Linked DNA regions of Homo sapiens: region 2 is linked to region 1. A link is a loop called in an ENCODE intact Hi-C map of the cell type or tissue named here. Cell type or tissue: heart right ventricle. All regions are shown on one strand.

What was found. Peaks named below come from ENCODE experiments on the same cell type or tissue, not always from the same donor. Only the 100,000 strongest peaks of a DNase experiment are listed, where the experiment ranks them.
Region 2: a loop joins it to region 1, with 5 times the contacts of the local background. A loop is called at or near these places in 9 of 110 quality-filtered maps.

What each region holds. Positions count from the first base shown.
Region 1 is chr9:130,459,286-130,464,285 of GRCh38, reverse strand. It overlaps ASS1 (argininosuccinate synthase 1), which reads right to left. Exons shown (of 15, transcript NM_054012.4): 5 at 119-175. Among named protein-coding and RNA genes, the nearest start is that of ASS1, 17 kb to the right of the region's middle. RefSeq lists enhancers at 2,674-2,723, 2,804-2,893. In heart right ventricle, CTCF peaks have their summits at 2,743 and 2,946 (motif pointing left); a DNase peak (open chromatin) is centred at 2,935.
Region 2 is chr9:131,044,604-131,049,603 of GRCh38, reverse strand. It overlaps LAMC3 (laminin subunit gamma 3), which reads right to left. Exons shown (of 28, transcript NM_006059.4): 8 at 3,944-4,080; 9 at 474-584. Among named protein-coding and RNA genes, the nearest start is that of LAMC3, 38 kb to the right of the region's middle. In heart right ventricle, a CTCF peak has its summit at 2,694 (motif pointing right); a DNase peak (open chromatin) is centred at 2,693.

The DNA.
Region 1 (5,000 bases):
CTGCCACGGAGGAGATTCTGTGCCTGTCCTGTGGAATCTCCCAGAACCCTGTGCCCTCCTCCCCATCAGGTGCTGCAGATGCTAGTGCTCCCTGCTAAGGGGAGGAGCCACATCCTACCTTTATCTGGGGGGCCAGTGAGTAGCAGCTGAGCTCAAACCGGACCTGATCGTTCCCCTGCAATGCAGAACAGAGGGCTGTCAGGAGCCACAGGATGGGGGTTCTGGAGTCTGGGGGAGGACGTGAGGACAAGGACAGCCCGTGGCGGAGACAGAGCTGGGCAGAGCGTGTACACATGTGAGGTCATGCAGTGTAGGTCGTGTATGTGTGGGCATGTGGCAGGAGGGAGATGTGCACGTCTGGGGACATGGCAGAGTATAGGAGAGGGCACACATGTCACGTGGGTGGGTGCAGGACACATCTGACCCCCTGGAGCTGGAGGCCCAGCCACTGGCAAGACCTGGGGGGCCAGGCCCTGCTCCTGCAGCCCCAGAGCTCGCACTATAGTCTCTTCCTCAAGGCCCCCACATTGCTGACCCTGCCCTGCCCCAAATCAAGCTCACTTCAGGGCTGGGGCACCAGGGTGCTTGGACTCCCCCATACCCATACATTTGGGAACCCTGTCACCTCTCTGAGCCTCAGTTTCCGCATCTCTTCAATGGCTGGTGTCAGGGAGGAGGTGGAACTAGGTGACCACTGAGGGCCTTTTGCTCCTCAGCTCTTCTCTGCACAGAGAGGGAAACTGAGGCCCAGGAAGGGAAAGGAACCAGTCCAAGGACACACAGCCAGGGCAGGCCCGGGACCCAAGCCCAGGTCCCCAGCACCACAGCCACCCCCTCGGGCAGGTTGCCTCGCCTGCATCCTCTGTGGGCAAATGGAGACACCTCAACACCCCACTGAGCTGTGAACGTTACCCCCGACATAGCCGGGACCACCGTCCACACTGATGCCGAGGAGGAGGAGGCCGGGGTCAGCGCAGGCATCCGCCAGCCCAGCTCTGTCCCCAGAGAGAAAATGGCCGCGCACGTCTCCTGCTTCCCCGTGGGCTCGGCAGCCCAGAGGGAGACTTAAGCGCTGTGGAAATGACAGAGGGACCTTTTGCCTACTGTGAAAACTGCATGGGCGCAGCCAGGCAGCGGTGGGAATTACATGCTATTTTCCAGACTCTCGTCAGGTGGCACAGAATCCAGGGTTCAGCCTCTCTGCAGAGCTGGGAGCTGTGTGTGCGGCACAGGCCTTGGGCTGGCCTCACTCACCCTCCATGCAGCCCCTTTAGTGAGCACCTACTATGTGCTGTCACTCAGAGAGGCCCCCAGGGCCAGGGGGATTTTTAGCCATATTTTATGGGTGAGGAAAGTGAAGCTCAGAGAGGTGCAGCCACTTGCCCAGGGCCACACAGCAAACTCGCTCATCCTAACGGTTCACACTCAGGCTTCCCAGCTGAGCTCCATGCATAATTAACTCACTGAATCCTTTGAGCAGCCCCAGGAGGCAGGTTCTATTAGTCCCATCTTACGGATGAGGACACTGAGGTGGGGGCGGCCACATTTGCCTGCTGACCCCCAGCCGGCCCCGTTCCTGGAGCAACTAAAAGACAGCCTCATTTTAGATGGTAAGGCATGGTCCGACGTTGCATGGCCCAGCTATTTTCCCCCACAGCTTCATGTTTCCCCAACACAAAGACGGCTTGTGCCTCACCAGCCAGGCACGGCTGGGCTGCTGTCTGCCCATCCAGATGCTGCCATGCGGACACCCATCTGTTCAGGAGCCAGAGACCCTCGAAGAGGCCAAACAAACGCTTCCTTGGTTCAAACTCTGCCCTCGTCTCAGGCAAGAGCCAAGGAGGCCAGTCTAATCCTTCCCCCTCTGAACCCCAAGACCCCAGCACCAGGGCAGCTCCTGGCAGCTTTCCGGGGAGAAGGAGGATGTAGTGTCTCACACACGAGTGTCCGCATGCTGATATTTGTGCACACGTGTGTAAACATGCATGTAAACACGGTCCCACTGGGACTGGGGGGCCTGGGGTCTCCCATCTGCCCTGGGGCACCCATACAGATGGTGCCATTTACAAAACTCTCGCTCCCCGGCTAGAGTCTCAGAATCATATTTCCAGGCCCCTCTTCCAAAACTAGGGGGAGAGAGGAGCCCCGCAAGGGCCACCCCAGCTTCGGTGCAGCTCTCTGGGTGGGCAGGGGTGGGGCTGGCAGCAGGGCATGGGAGGGGAGAGTGCGGCTCAATTTCTGCACCAGGTGCTGTCTGGACGGGGTGCTGGGAAGGGAGGCTGCCTCCGCCTCTGCCTTCAGGGCTGGGCTCAGGCGGTTCCAGCAAACAGGATGCCCTTCCCCCTCACATCCCAGGCCAATCCGTTGTCCCCCCAACATTTCACTGTCACCTTCCCTGAGCCCAAAGACCCGAAAGCCTCCACCTGGCCCGTCCCCCGTGATGGCGCCCGGGGCAGTGCTGGGTGGATACTCATGGGATGGTGGTGCTGGGTGGTTACTCAGGGGGTAAATGCCTGAAGGCTGGACCAGCACCTCCAAGGCCTTGGATTCCCCTCGCTCCCAGCCTTCCTGGTTCTCCACTCATACCCCCAGTTCTCGGAAATTGTCTCCAGAGGCTGTTGGGGGTTTCCTGGGTACTGTCATAAAGGGACACTGAGGCGCAGAAGTACGCCTTGCCTGTCAACCCCAGGAAAGAGGTGGCTGTGCCAGGTAGCACCTACTCCCCGGCATCCCCGGAGTCCGTCCCTGTTGGGTCTTCTGAGTGTGAATGCAGGGACGCCCCCAAGTCCCGAGCGGCCATAGCACTAGCTTGGGGGGCGTTCTCCTCAGAACCACGCCCTGCAGGTCCAGGATGGGGAACAGAGGACCCCGGTGGTGCCGCCACCTCCTCCCGCCTTTGTCGGCCCCCAAGGCCTCAAACCCAAGCCTCTGGCGCCCTCTGGTGGCCACATGGAGGAGGGGCGCACACGGCTGCGGGAGGCTGTTGCAGGCTAAATGTGGGCTGGTCCGGGGTGGGGGTCTCCGCATGGACCCGGGAACTGCCTGAGCCAGAGCCGACCCACCCATACTCACCCACCCACCCATGCACTCCACCAGACCTGAATGCCGCCCTACTGAACCTTAATGGTACCGTTGGAAAGACCTGAGGGCAGGACCCCTCCCAGAATTCTGATCCCCTGCCCTCGGCTTGTATGCCTTCTGGGATAGGAAGCTCACGATCCAGCTCTTTCCATTAAGGCAGATGGGTCGGGAGCTTTTTTTTTTGTTTGGGACAGAGTCTCGCTGTGTCGCCCAGTCCTGATCCTCTGGGTTCTCCTCCTCTGCCACCACCTTTGCACAGATGGCAGCATACACACGGTCCTGCCCAACAGCTCAGGCCCGCCCAAACCTCCTTGCCTGGTTTCCTACCATCCCATCATCCACAGCTGGAGTGACAGTAAAAACCAAGGCCGCAGTCTGTGAGAAGCTCTCCCCTGTCTCTTCCCCAGCATCTCGCTGGGGTAGTCACTGGCCACCTCCATCCAACCTGAGACCTCCTTCCACCCACTAATCAGTTGCCCTCAGGATGAAGCCAAACCTCCCAGCATGGCCTCAGCCCAGTCCTGGCCCTATTGCCTCCCCCACAGCAATAGCTCCTGCTCCACAGCCCCAGACAGACTGTCCTTCAGGGCCTCTTGGCTCTAAGCCTTTCCACAGGCTGTTCCCTCTGCCTCTCACACTCTTCCATGCCATTATTCACTCCTCTAGACTCATCCTCAGCCCCTGCCTGCTGCTCCCGCAGTTCCCTGGCACAGACCCCTGGCCCCACTCCCATTCCTCATCACACATCCATTTTCTCTTCTCTTGCCAGGAAATGGGCTCTCTGAAGGTACGCAATGAGCCCAAGAAGTTAGCACTGTGCCAATGCCAGCAAGCACCCAACTCCCAGCAGATACCCAGTGCAAGCTTGCTGAACCAGTGCTCCGGTGAAGAAATGAACACTTGGACTTTCAAAGACATGACAGGTGCCATCCTGGTGGGTGGCTGTCTCCCAGGCCACCCTCAAATCAACCGCGTCTCCTCCATCATCATCTTAGCTGTGTGTGTCCCTGCACCACAGTGAGCCAGGACCTCCCACAGTGAGCCAGGACTTCCCACCATCAGCACCCTGACCAGCCCGGGCAGGCGAGGTAGTGAGCTCCCCGTCACTGGGGAGTTTCCGAGCCTTCTGACTGTGGGGTTGGTAAACAGTCAATTCCTGTACCAGGCTCTTGGCATGCTGTCCGCTGACTGAGAGCTCATGACTTGGGTCTTTATAAAAACATCGGCTGACAGTTGCCAACATTGTCAGGAATCTGGTTTCTCAAGGACTGCCTTCCGAAGAGCAGCAGGCAGGGGGCTTCCTGTCTTGCACCCCACGGGGACCCCGCAGTCTGCACTGGGACACACGGCCCGGAGGGAAGGGGTACGGGATGGGTTGATTTGTGTTTCCACAAAATAATGGGTTCAAGTCCTAACCCCAGTCCCTCCGAATGTGGCCTCATGTGGTCTTAACAGAAATAACCAAGTTAAGGCTGGGCATGGTGGCCCACGCCTGTAATCCCAGTGCTTTGGGAGGCCAAGGCTGGTGGATCATTTGAGGTCAGGAGTTCAAGACCAGCCTGCCCAACATGGCGAAACCCCGTCTCTACTAAAAATACAAAAAATTAGCCGGGTGTGGTGGGGTACACACCTGTAATCCCAGCTACTCAGGAGGCTGAGGCAGGAGAATTGCTTCAATCTGGGAGGCAGAGGTTGCAGTGAGCCAAGATCGAGCCACTGCACTCCAGCCTGGGCGTCAGAGTGAGACTTTGTCCCTCTCCCCCACACACACACACAAAAAGTAACCAAGTTAAGATGAGGTCATTGAAGGGCCCTAATCCAAGACGGGTTCCTGTAGCAAGGGGAAGGTAAACAGACAAGCAGAGGGAAGACAATGCAGAGATACAGGAAGAAGACAGCTTGGGAAGATGGAGGACGGA
Region 2 (5,000 bases), 590 kb before region 1:
CACATTCTAATCCCTGGAATCCATAAATATGGTGTGTTCTGTGGCAGGGGACATTAAGGTTGTTAATCAGCTGACCTGAGGTAGGAAGAGCCTCTTGGGTTATCCAGCTGGGCCCCATCAATCATTAGAGATTAATGGCAAATACACAAGAGGGAGGCAGGGGAGTTGGTGCCAGTGATGGGGCGTGAGAAAAACTCAGCTGCTTTGAAGATGGAGGAAGAGGCCATGAGCCCAGGAATGCAGGCGGCTTCTAGAGGCTGGGAAAGGCAAGGAAGGGACTTTCCCATGGGCCTCCAGAAGGAACTCAGCCCTGCTGACACCTTGATGTTAGCTCCGAGAGACCTATTTCTGACTTCTCCAGAACTCTAAGAGAATAAACTGGCATTGTTTTCAGCCTCTAATATGCGGCAAGTTGTTTAGCAGCAGGAGGAACCGACACAGGGCGGCCAGCCCCCACCTGGTGCTGGAGGTACCTGGTGCTGTGAGCTCCTCCTCGTCTTCTGGGCTCAGGAGGACCCCATTTGGGCTCCATTGTGGGGGGTGCTCAGAGCCCCCCACACTTCTGGCCCACCAGCCTTCGGCTCCTAGACAGCAAACACAGACACCCCCCGATCAGTGTGAGGCCCCGGAGGGTGGTCTCCAGGTGCCAGCCCCAGGTGGGGGCCCTGGGGTAGGAGGGAGCCCCAGGAGAAGCTAGAAAGCTCAGGGACCCGGATCTGCTTGGGGGCATGGTCAGACCTGGAAGCCTGCCCTGCCCTTTCAGTGGGGTTTTGAGCTCAGCATGAAGACAGCCTGAAGACCCCCACATGGGGGCCCTGGGACATCAGGGCCATCTCTAATAGTACCAGACTTGACCTCATCTTCAGGTTCTCAGAGAACTTTCTCACCTGTGACCTCATGAACCCTGTCCTTCCAGTGGCCCATGTCATTAACAGCACCTCAGGCAAGGAGGCCACCTGGTTAGGAAGGGGCCCAGCCACGACGGGAGCCCAGGCCTTCTGGTCCCCAGTGCCAGTTCAGTGCCTCCTCCCTCTGGCCACAGCAGTTAACACGGAGCACAGCCCAGCACACAGCGAGTGACCTTAAGGAGGTGCCTCTCCAGGGGGTAGCGGGCAATGAGGCAGAGGCCAAATACCTGGGGCAGCCAAGGGGTAAGAAGGAAGGAACGGAGTGGGGAAAGAGGTCAGAGAAAGGAAGATGTCAACATGAAGAGAAGTTTGCAGACAGGCATTTAGAAGGAACTAGAAGGCCAGGCACAGTGGCTCATGCCTGTAATCCCAGCACTCTGAGAGGCCGAGGTGGGTGGATCATCTGAGGTCAGAAGTTCGAGACCAGCCTGGCCAACATGGCGAAACCCCATCTCTGCTAAAAATACAGAAATTAGCCAGGCATGGTAGCAGCTGCCTATAATCTGAGCTACTCAGGAGGCTGAGGCAGGAGAATCGCCTGAACCCGAGAGGCGGAGGTTGCAGCGAGCTGAGATTGTGCCACTGCACTCCAGCCTGGGTGACAGAGCAAGACTCTGACTCAAAAAAAAAAAAAAAAAAAAAAAAAAATCAGCTGGGTGTGGTGGCTCACACCTATAATCCTAGCGCTCTGGGAGGCCGAGGCAGATGGATCATGAGGTCAAGAGATCAAGACCATCCTGGTCAACATGGCAAACCCCGTCTCTGCTAAAAAAATAAAATAAAAATAAATAAAAATAATAAAAATTTAAAAACTACTTGTTTTCTTTTTTTTTGAGACAGAGTCTCACCCTGTCACTCAGGCTGGAGTGCAGTGGCGCGATCTCGGCTCACTGCAACCTCTGCCTCCCAGGTTCAAGCGATTCTCCTGCCTCAGCCTCCCGAGTAGCTGGGATTACAGGAGCTGGCCACCACGCCTGGCTAATTTTTGTATTTTTAGCAGAGACGGGGTTTCGTCATGTTGGCCAGGCTGGTCTCGAACTCTTGACCTCAGGTGATCCGCTCCCCCCACCCCCACCCCGGCCTCCCAGAGTGCTGGGATTACAGGCGTGAGCCACTGCGCCCAGCCACAGTTTCCATTTCTAAGACAGCAAATATCCATACAAACCACCCACATAAACAAAAGCACTTTGGGGTTCTCAATAATTTTCAAGAGCATAAAGGGATCCAGAGGCCGGGTGCGGTGGCTCACACCTGTAATCCCAGCACTCTGGGAGGCTGAGGAGGGTGGATCAGTTGAGGTCAGGAGTTCAAGACCAGCCTGACCAACATGGTGAAACCCCCGACCTGTACTAAAAATACAAAAATAAGCTGGGCGTGGTGGTGGGTGCCTGCAGTCCCAGCTACACAGGAGGCTGAGGCAGGAAAATCACTTGAACCTGGGAGGCGGAGGTTGCAGAGAGCTGAGATCACGCCATTGCACTCCAGCCTGGGCAACACAGTGAGACTCCGTCTTAAAAAAAAAAAAAAAAAGAGGAATTCAGAGACCAAAAAGTTTTGAGAACTCCTGCGCAAGGGCAACTGTGAGACAAAATGAGATGACACCCCTGAAGGGCCGGCCACACCCAGTGCCTGGCCCAATGTGAGAACAGATCATGACACTGTTCTTAGGGTCTAGAAAATGAGTCCTGCCCAACGCTGACACCCTAGACCCCCGGACCCAGGACCCAGACACGCGGCGCCGGTCCGCGCATCTCTCGGTCCTGCTTTCTGCGCGGCTTCCAGCAGAGGGCGCGCGGCCCTCATGTCTGGGGCCGCCCCAGCGTCGGCCCTGAGGTTCTTCTGTTTCAGCTGATGCCTCGCTCCTTCCTGGGGACAGGCGGAAGGTGCGGGGCGCTCCGTGGGACATCGCTGGGGCCCACGCAGCCTCTGGTTTAATGCAGAGCTCCGAGCTCTGCTGCTTTCCTCTTTAAATATGCGGCTGTGCCACCTGGAGTCAGGGACCACGGTATAGGCCACCACAGCGGTTAAGGGCAAAACAGCTGGGCGCGGACACTCATAATCCCAGCACTTTGGGAAGCCGAGGTGGGCGGGATTGCCTGAGCTCAGGAGTTCTAGACCAGCCTGGGCAACATGGTAAGACCCCGTCTGTACAAAAAAAAAAAAAAAAAAAAAAAAAATACAAAAATTAGCTCGGCATGGTGGTGCACGCCTGTAGTCCCAGCATTTTGGGAGGCGGAGGTGGGCAGACTACTTGAGCCCAGGAGATTGAGACCAGCCTGGGTCTAAAGACATGGCAAAACCCTGTCTTTAGAAAAAAATATAAAAATTAGCCGGGCACGGTGGTGCACACCTGTGGTCCTAGCTACTCAGGAGGCTGAGGTGGGAGGATCACGTGAGCCCAGGGAGGTGGTGGCTGCAGTGAGCTGTGCTGTGCAATCTTGCACCACTGCACTTCAGCCTTGGTGACTCAGCAAGACCCTGTGTCCAAAAAAAAAAAAAAAAAAAAAAAAAAAAAGGAGCAAAACTCAGGAGCTGACAAATGCAGTGCTCACAACTGTTATGTGGCCTCAGGCAAGTGGCCTACCTTTTGTAGGTCTCAGTTACTTCATCATTGAAAGGGGAATGAGAATCCTTGCATGTTAGGTGCTCAGCACAGTGCCTGGCAAACAGCAGGTGCTCAATAAGTGGAGGCCAGGAGACTGAGCCTGAATCCCCAGTGTTTAGACACACCAAGGGAGGCCAGTCTCAACGGGGTGAGTGGGAAATTCCCCTACAGGATCCAAAAAGCGTCACGTACCCGGCCCCCAACCCCACCACGGGTATAAAGAGAAGAGTCAGGGACTGGGGAGGGAGCTGGGGGTCGCAGGTGGGCACTGGGGAGCCATCATCTCACCCCCGACCCCACCTAGGCTGTGCAGGCCTGTGGCTCCTCTCCACAATGGGAGATCCACTAATGCAAGATCTCCCCAGGGCAGGATCACCTGCCTAGGCTGGGAGCAGACCCTTGGGAGGCGTTTGCAGGGAGCATCTCTTACCCTGGTGGAAATCGCTGAGGATGTGATGCACCTGGAACTGGGCAGTGGACGCGCACACCTTGGAGTGGCCATAGCAGAAACAGCTGCTGCAGCCAGCTGGATTGTGGGGCTGCAGGTTAAAGGTCCCCGGGCGACATCTGAAATGGAGGCAGGACATGCCCACGAGGGCCACGTGAATCAGCCAGGAAGGGGCGGGGCCAGGGTATCCCAGCTGGACCAATGAGAGTCTAGAATCACTGCAGAAACTTAAAAACAATTTTTTTTCAGAATTCTAGAAGAGTAGTAAGAACATTACAGATTGTTCCCATACCTGCTTCAGACAGCCTCCCCTGATGCTGACATCTGACATTACCACAGTACATTTGTCAAAACTAAGTTAACTAAACTCCAGACTTTATTAGGTTTTGTTTTTTTGTTGTTGTTGTTTTTTTTTTTTTTTGAGACAGAGTCTTGTTCTGTGGCCCAGGCTGGAGTGCAATGGTGCAATCTTGGCTCACTGCAGCCTCCGCCTCCCGGGTTCAAGTGATTCTCCTGCCTCAGCCTCCCGGGTAGCTGGGATTGCAGGCGCCTGCCACCACACCCGGCTAATTTTTGTATTTTTAGTAGAAACGGGATTTCACCATGTTGGCAGGTTGACCTCGAACTCCTGACCTCAGGGGATCCGCCCGCCTCAGCCTCCCAAAGTACTGGGATTTCAGGCTTGAGCCACCGCGCCCAGCGACTTTAATAGGATTTCTCCACTTTTTCCTCTAATGTCTGGTTTCTGCTGCAGGATCCCATCCAGGACACGGTGTTGCATTTAGTGGTATCCTTGTTCTCCTCCAACCTATCACCGCTTCTCAGTCTTTCCTTGTCTGCCACTATCTTGACACTTTTTGAAAAGCACTGATCAGGTATTTTTAGAATGTCTGATGTTTCTCATGATTAGACCAGAGTTATAGGCTTGGGAAAGAAATACACAGAGGTGAAGTACCCTTCTCGTCATATCACATGGGGGCACAGGAAACCCACATGACATCCAAGCGATGCTGACTTTCATCACCTGTGCTGTCTACCA